2 separate regions of the Homo sapiens genome follow, and region 1 is linked to region 2. Evidence: chromatin contacts called from ENCODE Hi-C or POLR2A ChIA-PET data. All regions are on one chromosome and are shown on one strand. The core of a region is the stretch at or near the end of the contact, and the rest is flanking DNA. Distances in the headings are between cores, read along the strand shown.

Region 1 (7,101 bases), core at 4,381-6,880, 450 kb before region 2:
ACTCCCCGGGTTTTGTGGGAAGGTAAGAGACGGAGCAGGTCCCATCACCATTGTCGGAGCACTCGATTTTGGCCTCGCACGGACCTTCCACCGTTAAGCCCAGACCTCCAGTACCAGCTCCTTTGGTATCGATGGTGAACTCGGCAGGCTTGCCCACGAGACCACCTTCGAGGCCGGGACCGTGGGCCTTCACCTATTTGAGCAAAGAATAAAGTCAAACTGCACTGGGATCGCTGCTCAGCCAGCACTGCTTTCAACACCCATGCATATAATCAGCATGGAAGTGCATCTGAGCCAGGCAGCCCTTCTCTTGGGGCTTTATGTGTCACACGTGCACACGAGTTAAAGCTACAACAGTCAATGCAGCAAATGCCTCAGAACTCAATCACCAGCGAAAACCCACAGGAGAGAGGTGTGACCCCCATGGAGCAGCCCCTCCAAGACTCTCCTCTCTCCTACCCAACCTGACCCTTCTAAATCACAGGCCTGGACTTGGAAACCTAATGTCCATTCCAACAAAGATACACGAGATCCCAGGTTGAGGGCTCATGGAAGGGCTCTTGTGGAGCTAGCTGTGGCTTGGGCTGTTGCAATTTGCTCAACAAATTCTGCATAATAATAAAACTAAACTGTTTCTAAAAAAGAGTGAGGAAGGAGGCTTTCACCTCTAATTCAACAAATAAGACACCTTCATAGGATTCACACCATTGAGACCACTGGAAATCTTCCAAAACCCCTTGAGTCAGGGTTACTATGAAGAAATGACGATGAACTTTTTTTTTTTTTTTTGGAGGGGACGGAATCTCACTCTGTTGCCCAGGCTGGAGTGCAGTGGCACAATCTCAGCTCACTGCAACCTCTGCCTCCCAGGTTCAAGCGATTATCCCACCTCAGCCTCCCGAGTAGCTGGGATTACAGGCATGCGTCACCACACCCAGCTAATCTTTGTATTTTTAGTAGAGATGGGGTTTCACCATGTTGGCCAGGTTGGTCTCAAACTCCTGACCTCAAGTTATCCATCCACCTTGGCCTCCCAAAGTGCAGTGATTACAGGCGTGAGCCGCTGCGCCCAGCCAAGAATAATGTTTTTTTTTGTGGTTTTTTTTTTTTTTTTTTTGAGACGGAGTCTTGCTCTGTCGCCCAGGCTGGAGTGCAGTGGTGTGATCTCAGCTCACTGCAAGCTCCGCCTCCCAGGTTCACACCATTCTCCTGCCTCAGCCTCCCGAGTAGCTGGGACTACAGGTGCCCGCCACCATGCCCAGCTAATTTTTTGTATTTTTAGTGGAGACGGGGTTTCACCGTGGTAGCCAGGATGGTCTTGATCTCCTGACCTCATGATCCGCCCGCCTCGGCCTCCCAAAGTGCTGGGATTACAGGCATGAGCCACCGCGCCTGGCCAGAATAATGTATTTTTATATTACATGATTCTAGCTTCTGGAGGGTGAGCTCCGTCTGTGAGCTGGGTGCTGGGCAGAGGCCTCCACGTTTGCTAACTCACCTACCCCTTACAGGCTGGCTTTGTAGTGAGGACTGTGATTATGCTAACAAGCGAAGAAAGAAGACTCTGGGACAGGGAGCCCCTCACCAAAGTCTTGTAGTCAGAGAGCAAGAGGAGGAGCAGGGTTGTGACCCACCTACCCAGGGGACCTTTCACAGTGAATTGTGCTAACTTTCATCACAAAACGATTTTCAGAAGGTCTTTGCCAGGAAGAACCAGAGAAGGACTATGGTGTCATGTTTGACAGCAATGAGACAAGTTCTGGGACAAAAGCAAAGGCTGACCTTGCTGGGATCTGGTGGCAGCGAGGCCTCCACTGTGTAGGGGCTCCCGGGCACAGGGTGTCCATCGTAGGTCACGTCTACAGCATACAGCCCCTCCTCCCGAGGGATGAACTTGGCCGTGCTGTTCTCCCGGCCTGTCACAGGTGTCACTAGGCATGGCACGACCTTCCGAGAGGGGCTGAGGATTGTCACGTCCAGCTTCCCCTGGCCTCCTGCCCCCCTGGTATCAACGGTGAACTCCTGATCCTTCCCAACTTCCACCCCTGGAAAAGAAACACAAGCTGAGGTGAAGAGCTGACCCTTTTCAGCAGCAGGAACAATCCAGAGCACAGAAGCAATGGTTCTTTGGACACGGGGACTTATCTCAGCCTCCACTGTAAGCAACAGCTGCTGCAGAGGACAAGCAGCAAAGCTGAGTAAGTATCATCAGCATCTCAGCCTCAGTAACAACAAGTGTCGGCACAATAATCAATTAGTGATGACAGCAATAACGGCTATCATTTACTGAATGCATTTTATATGCCAAGCACAAATAGGTTATTGTCTTAATTTTCACCACAATCCTATGGGGTATTTATTATTAACCAATGGCTTTCACAGATGGGGAAACTGATGCTCAGAGAGGTTAAGTAACTTGTCCAGGGTGACATATGCAGCAGCCTGCCAAGCTGGGACTCAAAGTGAAATTTACCTGACCCCACAATCTTTGCTGACCAGAAAGTTGTAATCTGACACTGTCGTCTCTTATTTACTTACTTTTGGTGTTAACTTGATATCCAAACACCCTCATAAGTCAATGTTTTATTTACTAATTCTTGGCAGCCAACTCCATCTTATAGGCACCCCTCCCCCTCAAGAAAGCAGAAGTCACAGAGCTGCCAAATGCGAGCCGATTGAAGCAAGTGCTGAGAACTGACTGTACCGTGATGGTTTCCAAAAGGTCTCTGCAAAGCAGGGCTGCAGGAAGCCCAAGTGTTAGATTAGACAAGAACAGGGAAAGGACTTTACCCAAAACAAAAGCACTGGGAACACAGGGCCCCTGCCACAACCCAGAGAACCTTGACTCTGAAGGAACATAGGGCCTGGCAAGATGGACACTGCCGAACCACAGGCAAGGAGGTCCCGGATCGCTACTTCCCACCGGAAAAGAGGCTTTCCTAATTGGCACCCTGCTTTTCCTGTTCTGGAGTCAAAGCTCTCAGTGTCTTGGGGAAAGGAGTGACAAGGGGACACATGACAGGGTTGGGCAGTGGACGTTTACACACTCAGAGCTGGCTGCTCCAGCCACAAAAGCCAACAGTGAGCTCTCACTTTGGATCTCTGCAACTGGGAGCTGGCCTTGCTTGCAACTTGTGCACTTGGGTCACGAGTGAAGGAAGATGCTCACTAATGGCACTGCTAGTGGTACTCTGGAGAAACCCTCACAGGTGAATACAGGAGGCCCCGTCCTGGGGGTATGCACTCAGCCCTGCCTCAGTAAGCCTGAAACCAGGTGAATGTGAGCCCTGAGGTACATCCAGTCTGGAGCCACTCAGCAGTAAACACAGACGGAAAAGATGTAGGAGTGAATGATTCCCGAGATGCACTGTTGGAAGGCAGGCCGAAGAAGTAGGTTTATACAGCAGGGCAACTTTAATGCAAAATAAATACAGCCAAATGTGTTCCACAGGCACATCTATATGTATAGATGCAGAGAGAAGATCTGGAAGAACAGAAACTGAATTGAAAACTTTGGTTAACCCTAGGGAGAAGGAGAGGTGAGGGTTAAAGTGGAATTATCCCTTAACTGTAATGTTTTTTAGATGAAAAATGGATATATTTTTACTTGTATAAAAAAATCATTTTATGAGCATGTGTTGCACATCTGAAGCTGAGTGATAAGTACATCAGTGTTCATGTTATACTATTCTCTTTCCTTTTCTGTTTGAAATTTTCCCTACTAAAAAATAATCAGAAAATTGAAAATAAGCGAAATGAGCTTATACTAGTAAAATCCCTAACAAGCTAAAGGAACATTGGGATGGGGCAGAGGTGTGGTGGTAGTGACTTCTGAGTGCCAGGGATTTGGCATTTATGCTTGACTCGCAACCTTAGTGCGGATTCAGTTGCCAAGGATAGCTGGCACAGTTAGAAACTCATCAGAAAGCAACATAGCCCAAATTCTCTTTTTAATGAAAACTTCCTACTGCAATGCCAGGGGGCTGACTACGTGCCAGCCTCTGAACCATTAGCTCATATAATTTTCAAAATATTCCCATGGGTGTTCTCAACCTCTCCCCGCCGACCACCCCCCACTGTACAAATGAGAAAGCTGAGTCTCGGTGTGGCTAAGGGGCAGACACAGTCACAGTTACTTCACACCACGGCCTTAATTCGAACCAAAGTCTGTGCAACTGCAAAGTCTCTTAACATAGAATTTGCTTCTCTGCAAATTTCACCTTTTGAAGAAAATCTAACCAGCAGCCACGTTGGGGGGTCATCAACAACCCATCTGCTCTCCATTCAGGCACTTACTGTTTTCCAGCCCATTGAGTTTTATCTTGCTCAGATCCAGCGGTGCAGCAACACCCACAGTGAAAGGGCTTTTAGGGATGGGATCGCCACCGTAAGTCACCAGAACCTGCATGTTGCCCTGGAACAAGAGAGAAAACTCAGTTTACCTTTGGGTACCAAAAAGCTAACTTGGCATTTAAAATCCCCTCAAGATCCCTCATTCTTCTCACGGACAGGGGAGACTTGATTCCAATCAATGTAGAAAGTATCTTAGATCTATTTCTTCTAGCTTTTGACCACAAGGCAAGAATAACAGAAAAATTAGATCAAATAAGAGCAGCTAATAATAACAGAAGCAACTTAATGAGCATTTTCTACACACCAAGCACCATGCTATGTGCTTTTATGCATTTCCTCAATTCAAGATCAAAACAGTCCTAAGGGGTAGTTCCTACTGTCATCTCATTTTTTCAGGAGAGGAAACTGTGGCTCAGACTGGTAAAGGAACGTGCCCCAAGTCACACACCTTGGTAAGGGTGCGAGCTGGGCCTCATACCCATGGCCCCCAAATCTGTGTCCTAGCTGCTCTGCCACACCACCTCCCCATCATCATACCCAGTGCCAGCCAGTGCAGCTGGGCCTGGGGCCACTCACCAAACAGAACCATTTCTGTCCTAGGAATCAGTTTGAGGCCCCCAGGCTGCAACAGGGATTTGCAAGAGTTCACCTAGACCTGTGCTAAGACCATCGCACAATATCTGAACTTCCATTTCCATGTGAAAGAAAATAAAATTGCAAGTGTGAAGGCAGATGGTGCTTGCAGGATTGGCAGGCACCCTCACGGGTGGCCGGGTGGCACGCGATAGCCATGTGTGCGCCATTTCTCTCCTCTCGCCGGTTCCAGGCTGGCACACAGCCGGCTTCTTCTCTCCATGGTTGGCCAAGTTCCCTCCCTCCAAATCGAGGCTCCAAGAAATCTCATGGCTGTCTCAGTAGATCAAGATCCCCTTCACCACAATCGGCCAGGCATAATGTAACAGGAAAGTGTGAGGGAGAGACGAGTTCCCCCCAAGAATCCAGCAGCCTTGCTGGAATGCAGGCCCTGCTGAAAGCTGTTGCTGATCAAGTGTTAAAAGGGTGTAGCATTTGGCCTATGTATATTTTGTCACATTCCTTTTGTAATAAGGAAGGGGGTAAAGGCCAAGAAAAAAAAAAAAAAACTGGTTGCATCAATGAAGAGAGGATTAATTTTCCAGCATTTTTAAGCACTGCACACAAAACCAATTGGCCCCCTGCCTCATGTGAACAACATTTCCTGGTAAAATGTGTACAGGTCAAATTCAACAGAGCTGGGAGCCAGCCAAGGGGCAGGAAAGGTCTCCTTTTTGTACTGTTTAAGGCAGGACTGACTCGCTACTTCAGCCAACGTGGCATTCCCAACGTGCCAACTCTTCCCGAGCTTCCGTTTCCCCACAGCCCCTAACAATTCAGGGGCTCACTAAGCAGACCTCAGGCTAACCAGAGGTCTTGGGGATACCTCCTCCCTCACCCGCATAAAGTTTTCTGGCCTCTTCTCTGAAGTGCTAAAAAAGAGAGGGAAAAACCCTCTTCCAGTTAAGCCCACCCATCCCATAAAAGAAAGTATGCTCTTGTTACCAGTCAAAAACAAAACAAAAACTCAGATAGAAAATGAACTGTACCTTAAATAACCTAAGAAGGGGGAGGGAAAAAATCTCGGAGATTTACACCTACAATGCCTACAGCATTTTAAAGTGTCCCCTGAGGCCCCAACTAAGGAATGGACTGTGTTTATTCCCCAACAGGGCTATGAAGTGAGGGATGTCTGGGTAGTGATGGCCAGTGCATTTCGCCACGACTTCGCAGGCTGCAAGACAGTTTCACTCTCCTCTACATGCTTCTGAAACCTGAATCTTATTCTTCAAAATATACATACACAAGACACTGACCAGACAGCTCAGAAGAGGATGGGACTGAGAGAGCCACCCTCAGCACCATCCCTTTTAGGGCCCTCCAGGAGCAGCCAGGACCACCACGTTAAGAACATTTCAAGGTAGAAGCTGTTACTCTGTGAGGGTCTGTGAGCTCACAGGGATTTCTAAAGGTGCCAGAGTACTACATGGAGTGGTCCCCAATCCTAGTGGCTCCCAGCACAGCACGTAATGGAGACATTGCCACCAGCTTCTCAAACTGCTCTGCGCAGGGGAACGTGCGGTGAGAAATTTAAGCTGCTTGAAGCCACCCACAACCAAGAGAAGAGAAGACCAAAGTCCTCAGGGAAATCACTTCCCTTCTATAAAACCGAGTCTTTGACCTCTGGGAGGGTCCTCAAGCCCCAAGCCAACAAGTCCATTCCTCTAAGGCAAAACGCGCTCTACTTTTGCATCCTCAAGGGACTCACAGGATCCTACAGCCATCCACATCACTCATCCACCCCAGGCAGGCAAGCACCTGCAAGCTGTCACTCAGGGACTTTGCGAGGTGGAGTGGCAGGCCTGCAGGTGTCAGGGAGCAAAACCAGCAATCAGGGACCTGGGTTACTCAGGCAGGACCTCGGCTCCCCACGTGGCACAGCCTGTGTTCTGAGGGGGAAGCGCCCACACCAGGCCAGGACACACCCATGCCCAAGCAGCCACCTTTCTGGGGATTTCCAGCCTGTTATACCCTAAAACTACCATGAGAAGGTGTGCCTGTGGGTGTCAGCCCTCAAAGTATGCTCCCTCCCCCGTGTCAGGGGGTGGCTTTCTGGGCTGACCCAGGTCTCTTAACCACATCCAAGGGCACACTTCCTTAGCCCAGTCTTGAGCT
Region 2 (7,460 bases), core at 3,037-5,536:
GCTGTGGGGCAGGAGTTTCATCAGAAGGTGGTTGTGGTCACTGCAGACACTAAAATAACCTAAGAAAATGCATAATGATCCTTTAAAGGGACCAGAGAGAATTAGGATAGCCTTTATTGTGGAGATGGTCCTTGAGGTTTCTTAAACTGCAGATAATTATTTTTCCGTTTCATTTTTCTTTTACTAATAACTAAGTAGTTAGGATGTGTATTACTTGTTGGAGTCAGTTGAAAAATATTATTTACTGAAGTAGACGCCAGCTGAAGATTATTTTCTCTTTAGATTATAGGCTACCAAAGAAGACTCAGTAAGCTTTGAGTTATTAGTCAATTGGTAAATGGTTCTTGATAACTTAATGATTTTACCAATCTTTTGGAGATAACTTTAAACCAAAAACTTTTTTTACCTAATGTAAATATTACTCAATGCTCCCAGCTTTCCCCCTTGTTTCATTATTAAAGTTTGTGAACTGTTTCTTTTTGTTTTGCTTTTTGTCTTTTAACTTTTATTTTAGGTTTCTGGGTACATGTAAAAGTTTGTTACATAAACATGTACATAAACTCATGTCTCAGGGGTTTGTTGTGCAGATTATTTCATCACCCAGGTGTTAAGCCCAGTATCCAATAGTTATCTTTTCTGCTCCTCTCCCTCCTCCCACCCTCCACCATCAAGTAGACCCCAGTGTCTGTTGTTTCCTTCTTTGTGTTCATAAGGTCTCATTATTTAGCTCCTCCCACTTATAAGAGACAATATGCAGTATTTGGTTTTCAGTTCCTGCATTAGTTAGCTGAGGATAATAGCCTCCAGCTTCATCCGTGTTCCCATAAAAGACATGATCCCATTCTTTTTTTATGGCTGCATAGTATTTCGTGGTATATATGTACCACATTTTCTTTATCCAGTCTCTCATTGATGGGCATTTAATTTGATTTAATGGCTTTGCTATTGTGAATAGTGCTGCAGAACTAGTTATTTATTTATTTTATCTTATTTATTTATTTTTTGAGATAAGAGTCTTGCTCTGTAGCCCAGGCTGGAGTGCAGTGGCACGATCTTGGGCCCACTGCTACCTCCACCTCACAGGTCCAGGTTCAAGCAATTCTCCTGCTTCAGCCTCCGGAGTAGCTGGGATTACAGGCATGTACCACCATGTTCAGCTAATTTTTGTATTTTTAGTAGAGATGGGGTTTTACCTTGTTGGCCAGGCTGGTCTTGAACTCCTGACCTTGTGATCCACCTGCCTCGGCCTCCCAATTTCTTTTTTTTTTTTGAGACGGGGTCTTGCTCTGTCACCCAGGCTGGAGTGCAGTGGCGCGATCTTGGCTCGCTGCAACCTCCACCTCCCAGGTTCACGCCATTCTCCTGCCTCAGCTTCCCCAGCAGCTGGGACTACAGGCACACGCCACCACGCCCAGCTAATTTTTTTGTATTTTTAGTAGAGACGGGGTTTCACCGTATGGTCTCGATCTCCTGCCCTCGTGATCCTCCCACCTCAGCCTCCCAAAGTGCTGGGATTACAGGCGTGAGCCACTGCACCCGGCCGGCTTCCCAGTATTTTTAAAAAAATATTCTTGACTGGGCACGGTGGCTCACGCCTGAAATCCCAGCACTTTGGGAGGCCAAGGCAGGTGGATCACCTGAGGTCAGGATTTCGAGACCACCCTGACCAACATGGTGAAATCCTCATCTCTACTAAAAATACAAAATTGGCTGGGTGTGGTGGCACATGCCTGTAATTCCAGCTACTCAGGAGGCTGAGGCAGGAGATTTGCTTGAACCCGGGAGGGGAAGAATCACTTGAACCTGGGAGGTGGAGGTTACAGTAAGCCAAGATCACACCATTGCACTCAAGCCTGGGCAACAAGAGTGAAACTCCTTCTCAAAAACAAAAACAAAAAAAGCACAAAAAAAACTTCATTATTGTGGATATATAATAGTTGCACATATATATGGGGTACATGTGATATTTTGATGCAGACATGCAATGTATAATGATCAAATAGAGTTATTGGGATATCCATCACTTCAAGCATTTATCATTTCTTTGTGTTGGGAACATTCCAGTTCTACTCTTTAGTGATTTTGAAATACACAATAAATTATTTTTAACTGTGGTTGTCCTATTGTGCTACCAAACACTAGATCTTATTCCTTCTATCTAATTGTATTTTTGTAGCCCTTAACCGTTCTTTATTCCCCCCTCTCAAACTCTTACTACTCTTCCCAGCCTCTGGTAACTTACCATCATTATTCTATTTTCTATCTCTGTGAGTTCCTCTTTTTAGCCCTTACATATGAGTGAGAACATGTGATATTTGTCTTTCTGTGCCTGGCTTATTTCACTTAACAGTTCTACCCATGCTGTTGCAAATGACAGGATTTCATTATTTTTTTTTTTTCTTTTTCTTTCTTTTTTTTTTTTTTTTTTTGATACGAAATGTCATTCTGTCGCCCAGGCTGGAGTGCAGTGGCGTAATCTCAGCTCACTGCAACCTCCGTCTCCTGGGTTCAAGTGATTCTCATGTCTCAGGCTCCCGAGTAGCTGGGATTACAAGCATGAGCCACCACACCCAGCTAATTTTTGTATTTTAGTAGAGATGGGGTTTCATCATGTTGACCAGGCTGGTATTGAACTCTGCACGTCTCAGCCTCCCAAAGTGCTGAGATTACAGGTGTGAGCCAATATGCCTGGCCTGGATTTCATTTTTTTAATGGCTGAATAATATCCCATTATGTATATGTACTGCATTTTCTTTATCCGTGCATCTGTGAACTATTTCTGAAAGTGATTTGACCATAACCAACTACTATTTTAGACTAATGTTATATATATATATTTTTTTGTTTGTTTGTTTGATTTGAGACGGGGTCTTGCTCTGTCACCCAGGCTGGAGTGCAGTGGCATGATCTCGGCTTACTACGATCTCTGTCTCCCGGGTTCAAGTGATCCTCCTGCCTCAGCCTCCCGAGTAGGTGGGACTACAGGTGCATGCCACCACACCTGGCTAATTTTTGTAATTTTAGTAGAGACGGGGTTTCGGCATGTTGGCCAGGTTGGTCTTAAACACCTGACCTCAAGTGATCCGCCTGCCTTGGGCTCCCAAAGTGCTGGGATTACCAGCGTGAGCCACCGTGCCTGGCCTATAATATGTTTATAACTAATGTTTATAATATGTTTAACAAAATTTAACTCTTTTCTTCCAGGTAATTTATCCTCAGCATTCCAAACTTACTGACAGAGAAGTAAGTAAAAATACTGCTCTGTATAGTTTACTGTTATATTTCTGTTTGTTTTTATTGATTATGTATGTGTCAGCATACATCACTTTTGTTTTCTTTTTCAGAAAACCAATATTTGCTATTTGTCTTTTCCAGATTCAAATTCAGGTAACTGTTTTTCATACAGTGTTTCTGTTTAATTTTATACTAAGAATACTGGTTATACTGTTAATGTATGAAAATTGATTGAAATAGCATATTAGATTGCAAACAGATCAATGATTTTTATTCCTATTTTAATGATGCCTAGTCATGTCATCGTTGATTTTAGTAGCTTCAACTCTTAAAATAACTGTTATGGTGTGATGAGGTAAACCATCAAGGAACAATAAACTCTTAAAATAGTGAAGAGGTTGAAAATCAGCGACATTGGTATATTTGGGATTCGTGGAGTATGTATTAAATAGTTTATATAGTATGTAGTTTACTTTCAGTTCAGAATTTGGGAGCTTACCAGGAACTCTGTAAAAGCAGTGAACCTAAAAAAAGCCAGGATAAATTTGGTTAGGAAGCAAGGCCATAAGTTACGTGCAGTAGTTTATATGGGTTAATATAGGTAAAGCCTTGGCGTAGTGCTTGGTGTATAGAAAAAAACATACAAGGGTCTGTTTATTGTTGAGCTTGGTTTTGTTAGTCTCTTTCAAGCTCTTCCTTTTGTGTGGTCCTAATCGTTGACATCCTTCAGGTTACCTCTTGTGTTTCACTTTCAAACTAGCTTTTCTTGGCTTATAGTGACCAAAACATTTAGCTTCTCAGGCCACACACAGTTATAACCCTATAGCAGAGACAGTCTAGTTTTCTTTCCTTTTGTGGTTACTTCCTTTTTTTTTTTTTGAGATGGAGTCTCGCTCTGTCACCCAGGCTGGAGTGCAGTGACGCGATCTCAGCTCACTGCAAGCTCCGCCTCCCGGGTTCACACCATTCTCTCACCTCAGCCTCCCGAGTAGCTGGGACCACAGGCGCCTGCCACCAGTCCCGGCTAATTTTTTGTTTTTGTATTTTTAGTAGAGACGGGGTTTCACCATGTTAGCCAGGATGGTCTCGATCTCTTGACCTCGTGATCTGCCCACCTCGGCCTCCCAAAGTCCTGGGATTACAGGCGTGAGCCACCACACCCGGCCGGTTACTTCTAATATTGTGCTAGTTAGTTCATTTAATCTGATTTGAGAGATTTGACAGTTAAACAAAATTTTTTTTAGCATTTTCTCCTTTCTGTATAAATGCTTCCAGAATTTTTTTCCTATCCATTTGGAACTCAGCTTTGGTGAACTATATGAAAGAAAAGTGGTATCTTGGTAAATTAGATACTGCCTTTTAGAGATCCCAGTAAGGGGTTTTTTCTGACCTGGAATTATTTTGGTGTTTTTGACCCATTTATGAAATAATGATGCAGAGGTCTTGTAGGAATGTATCTTCATTTCAGTTAACATTTTTCTTATAAAATCTGTACATACACTTCTTATATACTGTGATGGGTTAGATTTCCAGGTCTCAGAGTAAGCTGAGTTGTATGGATTGCAGAATGAACTGACTTTCTGCATGGAATCCCAGTGAATTATGCTGGATGCTCTTCTCTTTCAGATCATAGCTGGTTGTCATGGCTCCTCTCTCTTTTTCACTTCTCTATATGAGCATGAAGGGGATCAGAATATACCACCCCCAAATATACCACTTTGGCTTAAGAATTATTTTGAGTTGAAGGCAACTGAGAAACAGCAGATGCAAAAAGAGCCCTTTACCCTCCCCCTATATGCCTAAAAGCAGGACATACATTTCCTTTTGTGAAGGTGTCACCCCTTCCCTTTCCCATACCAGGAAGAGGAGAAAATTCTGAATCACCAGAGAAAACTCTTTATCACTGGAGATGGTACCAGCTTAATTCTGCATAAATAAGCCTTGCTAAAATAACCCTTATCTTTCATTAGTTTTACCCATATGTTTACCTTCCCACAGATTACCACCCCTAGAAGTCCAAATCCTTTTTCCTTTGTCTGCATTTTAGTTTCTTTTGTTAAAATGGTATCTAAGCTCCCAAGTTTAACCACCTCTTTGGGTTTTTACTTTTTTTCTCTGAAGCCTTTGTATGCATTCGAACTAAATCTTTTCTCGTTAATCTGTTGTCTGTTTATTTCACAGGCCCCAGTTAGTGAACCTAAGATGGTAGAGGAAAAGTCCCCCGCATGCATACATCAAGGCTAAGAAGTTAATTCTGTGGTGTTTAGATAGCCTATATCTAGTTTTATAGCCTCTGCATGTGTCATTATCAAAAAAATTTTTAAGTACTTTTGGCTTATGAATGACCTACAGATTTTTTTTTTCTTTTTTCTTTTTTTTTTTTTTTTTTGAGATGGAGTTTTGCTCTGTCACCCAGGCTGGAGTGCAGTGGCACGATCGCAGCTCACTGCAACCTCCGCCTCCCAGTTCAAGTGATTCTCCTGCCTCAGCCTCCCAAGTAGCTGGGACACCTTTGCCTGCCACCATGCCTGGCTAATTTTTGTATGTTTAGTAGAGATGGGGTTTCACTGTGTTGGCCAGGCTGGTCATGAACTCCCGACCTCAAGTGATTCGCCTGCCTCAGGCTTCCAAAGTGCTGGGATTACAGGTGTGAACCACTGCACCCGGCTGATTTTTTTTCTTTTCTTTTTTTTTGAGATGGAGTCTCGCTCTGTTGCCCAGGCTGGAGCGCAGTGGCGCGATCTCCACTCACTGCAAGCTCTGCCTCCCGGGTTCACGCCATTCTCCTGCCTCAGCCTCCCGAGTAGCTGGGACTACAGGTGCCCACCACCACGCCTGGCTAATTTTTTGCATTTTTAGTAGAGATGGGGTTTCACTGTGTTAGCCAGGATGGTCTTGATCTCCTGACCTTGTGATCCGCTCACCTCCGCCTCCCAAAGTGCTGAGATTAGAGGTGTGAGCTACCACGCCTGACTGATTTTTTTCTCATAGATATTATTTAATGCTTTTTTTATGTGCTGCACATCAAATGAAGTGTGGTTCTTGTGACTTGAAGTATGGTTGGTACAAGGAAAATCTACAAAAGACCTGAAAGCAGGCACTTTGCTGTCTTAACAGATCATCATTGTCCTAGGTAGCAAGAGACTATATGTTTTGTAAATATTTGAAATTGCTATTTTCAGTTGTAGTTATCCATACAGTTTGGTTTTTTTATGTGTTTATTAAATGAAAATTGGAGGCCGGGTGCAGTTGCTCACACCTGTAATCTCAGGACTTTGGGAGGCTGAGGCGGACAGATAACTTGAGATCAGGAATTCGAGACCAGCCTGGCCAACATGGTGAAACCCCATCTCTACTGAATATACAAAATTAGCTGGGCGTGGTGGTGTGTGCCCGTAGTCCCAGCTACTCAGGAGGCTGAGGCAGGAGAATCTCTTGAATCAGGGATGCTGAGGTTGCAGTGAGCCGAGATTGTGCCACTGCACTCCAGGCTGGGCGACGGAGTGAGACTCCATCTCAAGAAAAAAAAGGATTACTGTACCAACTTTGAAATGAATTTGTTATTTCCCAGGATAACCTTTAATTGCTGTAGAAGAAAGTCCAGACACAGTAGAGCAGTCTTTAGGAAAGAGACATAAATCAAGCCTTTATTTCCATTGTATACCCACTTAAACAGCATGTTAGACTGGATGAAAAAATGACACAGATAAAAATGCTTTTGAGATTGGAATCGTTTGCCCTTCCCCGCCCCTCCGCCACCTTAGATTCTCCTGACTTTAAAAAAGCTTTGTTTGGTTGGTTTTTTAGGTTTCAGTTTTTTGTTTCATTTGAATGGCTTTTATCTTTAGGAGCCTAAGTTTAAAGAGGGCCTTCCCTCTGATAAATATTTGTCCAGTGTTTTTTTCCTTATCATTTACCATTAACATCATCTGGATGTAGGTGTTCCTGAGGCTTAAGCTGTGATGAGTGCCCAAGGACAGAAGTCACTGTATTTTAAACATGTCCAGAGAAAAAAACTCAGCATTAGTAGAGAGAGTTTGAAGCAATGATGAATCTGAGGGAAACATTAATCCTCCTTGTTCTGGATGGACTTGACATGCAGACAATATTCGTCTCAACACATTTCTTCTTTGTAGACAGCAGGGACATCATCATGTGCTTTACACTTCCCAGTTGCTAAAGCAGCACTTCTCATACCGTGTTGAAGGGCCAGTTGGGGTTTTTAA

The links. A loop is a pair of places that touch in the nucleus more often than their neighbours do. ChIA-PET counts read pairs that join two places held with the same protein, here RNA polymerase II (POLR2A). Pooled maps may share reads with other maps.
Region 1: a loop to region 2 is called in a pooled map, with 3 times the contacts of the local background. The contact joins two enhancer-like sites. A Hi-C loop is called at or near these places in 1 of 50 pooled maps. POLR2A ChIA-PET finds 5 or more read pairs at or near these places in 2 of 52 experiments (GM12878 and activated naive CD4-positive, alpha-beta T cell).

The regions. Positions count from the first base shown.
Region 1 is chr3:58,116,185-58,123,285 of GRCh38, reverse strand. FLNB (filamin B) reads right to left here. Exons shown (of 46, transcript NM_001457.4): 19 at 4,297-4,414; 20 at 1,783-2,045; 21 at 1-193. Among named protein-coding and RNA genes, the nearest start is that of FLNB-AS1, 51 kb to the left of the region's middle. RefSeq lists a silencer at 6,794-6,943. Within about 2 kb of position 5,630, at least 23 of the 41 ENCODE cell types and tissues checked have a DNase peak (open chromatin) inside an H3K27ac peak, as active enhancers do; they include GM12878, where a contact is called at or near this core.
Region 2 is chr3:57,668,183-57,675,642 of GRCh38, reverse strand. It overlaps DENND6A (DENN domain containing 6A), which reads left to right. Exons shown (of 20, transcript NM_152678.3): 2 at 3,205-3,243; 3 at 3,345-3,387. Among named protein-coding and RNA genes, the nearest start is that of DENND6A, 21 kb to the left of the region's middle. RefSeq lists a silencer at 1-41. Within about 2 kb of position 4,286, at least 7 of the 41 ENCODE cell types and tissues checked have a DNase peak (open chromatin) inside an H3K27ac peak, as active enhancers do; they include GM12878, where a contact is called at or near this core.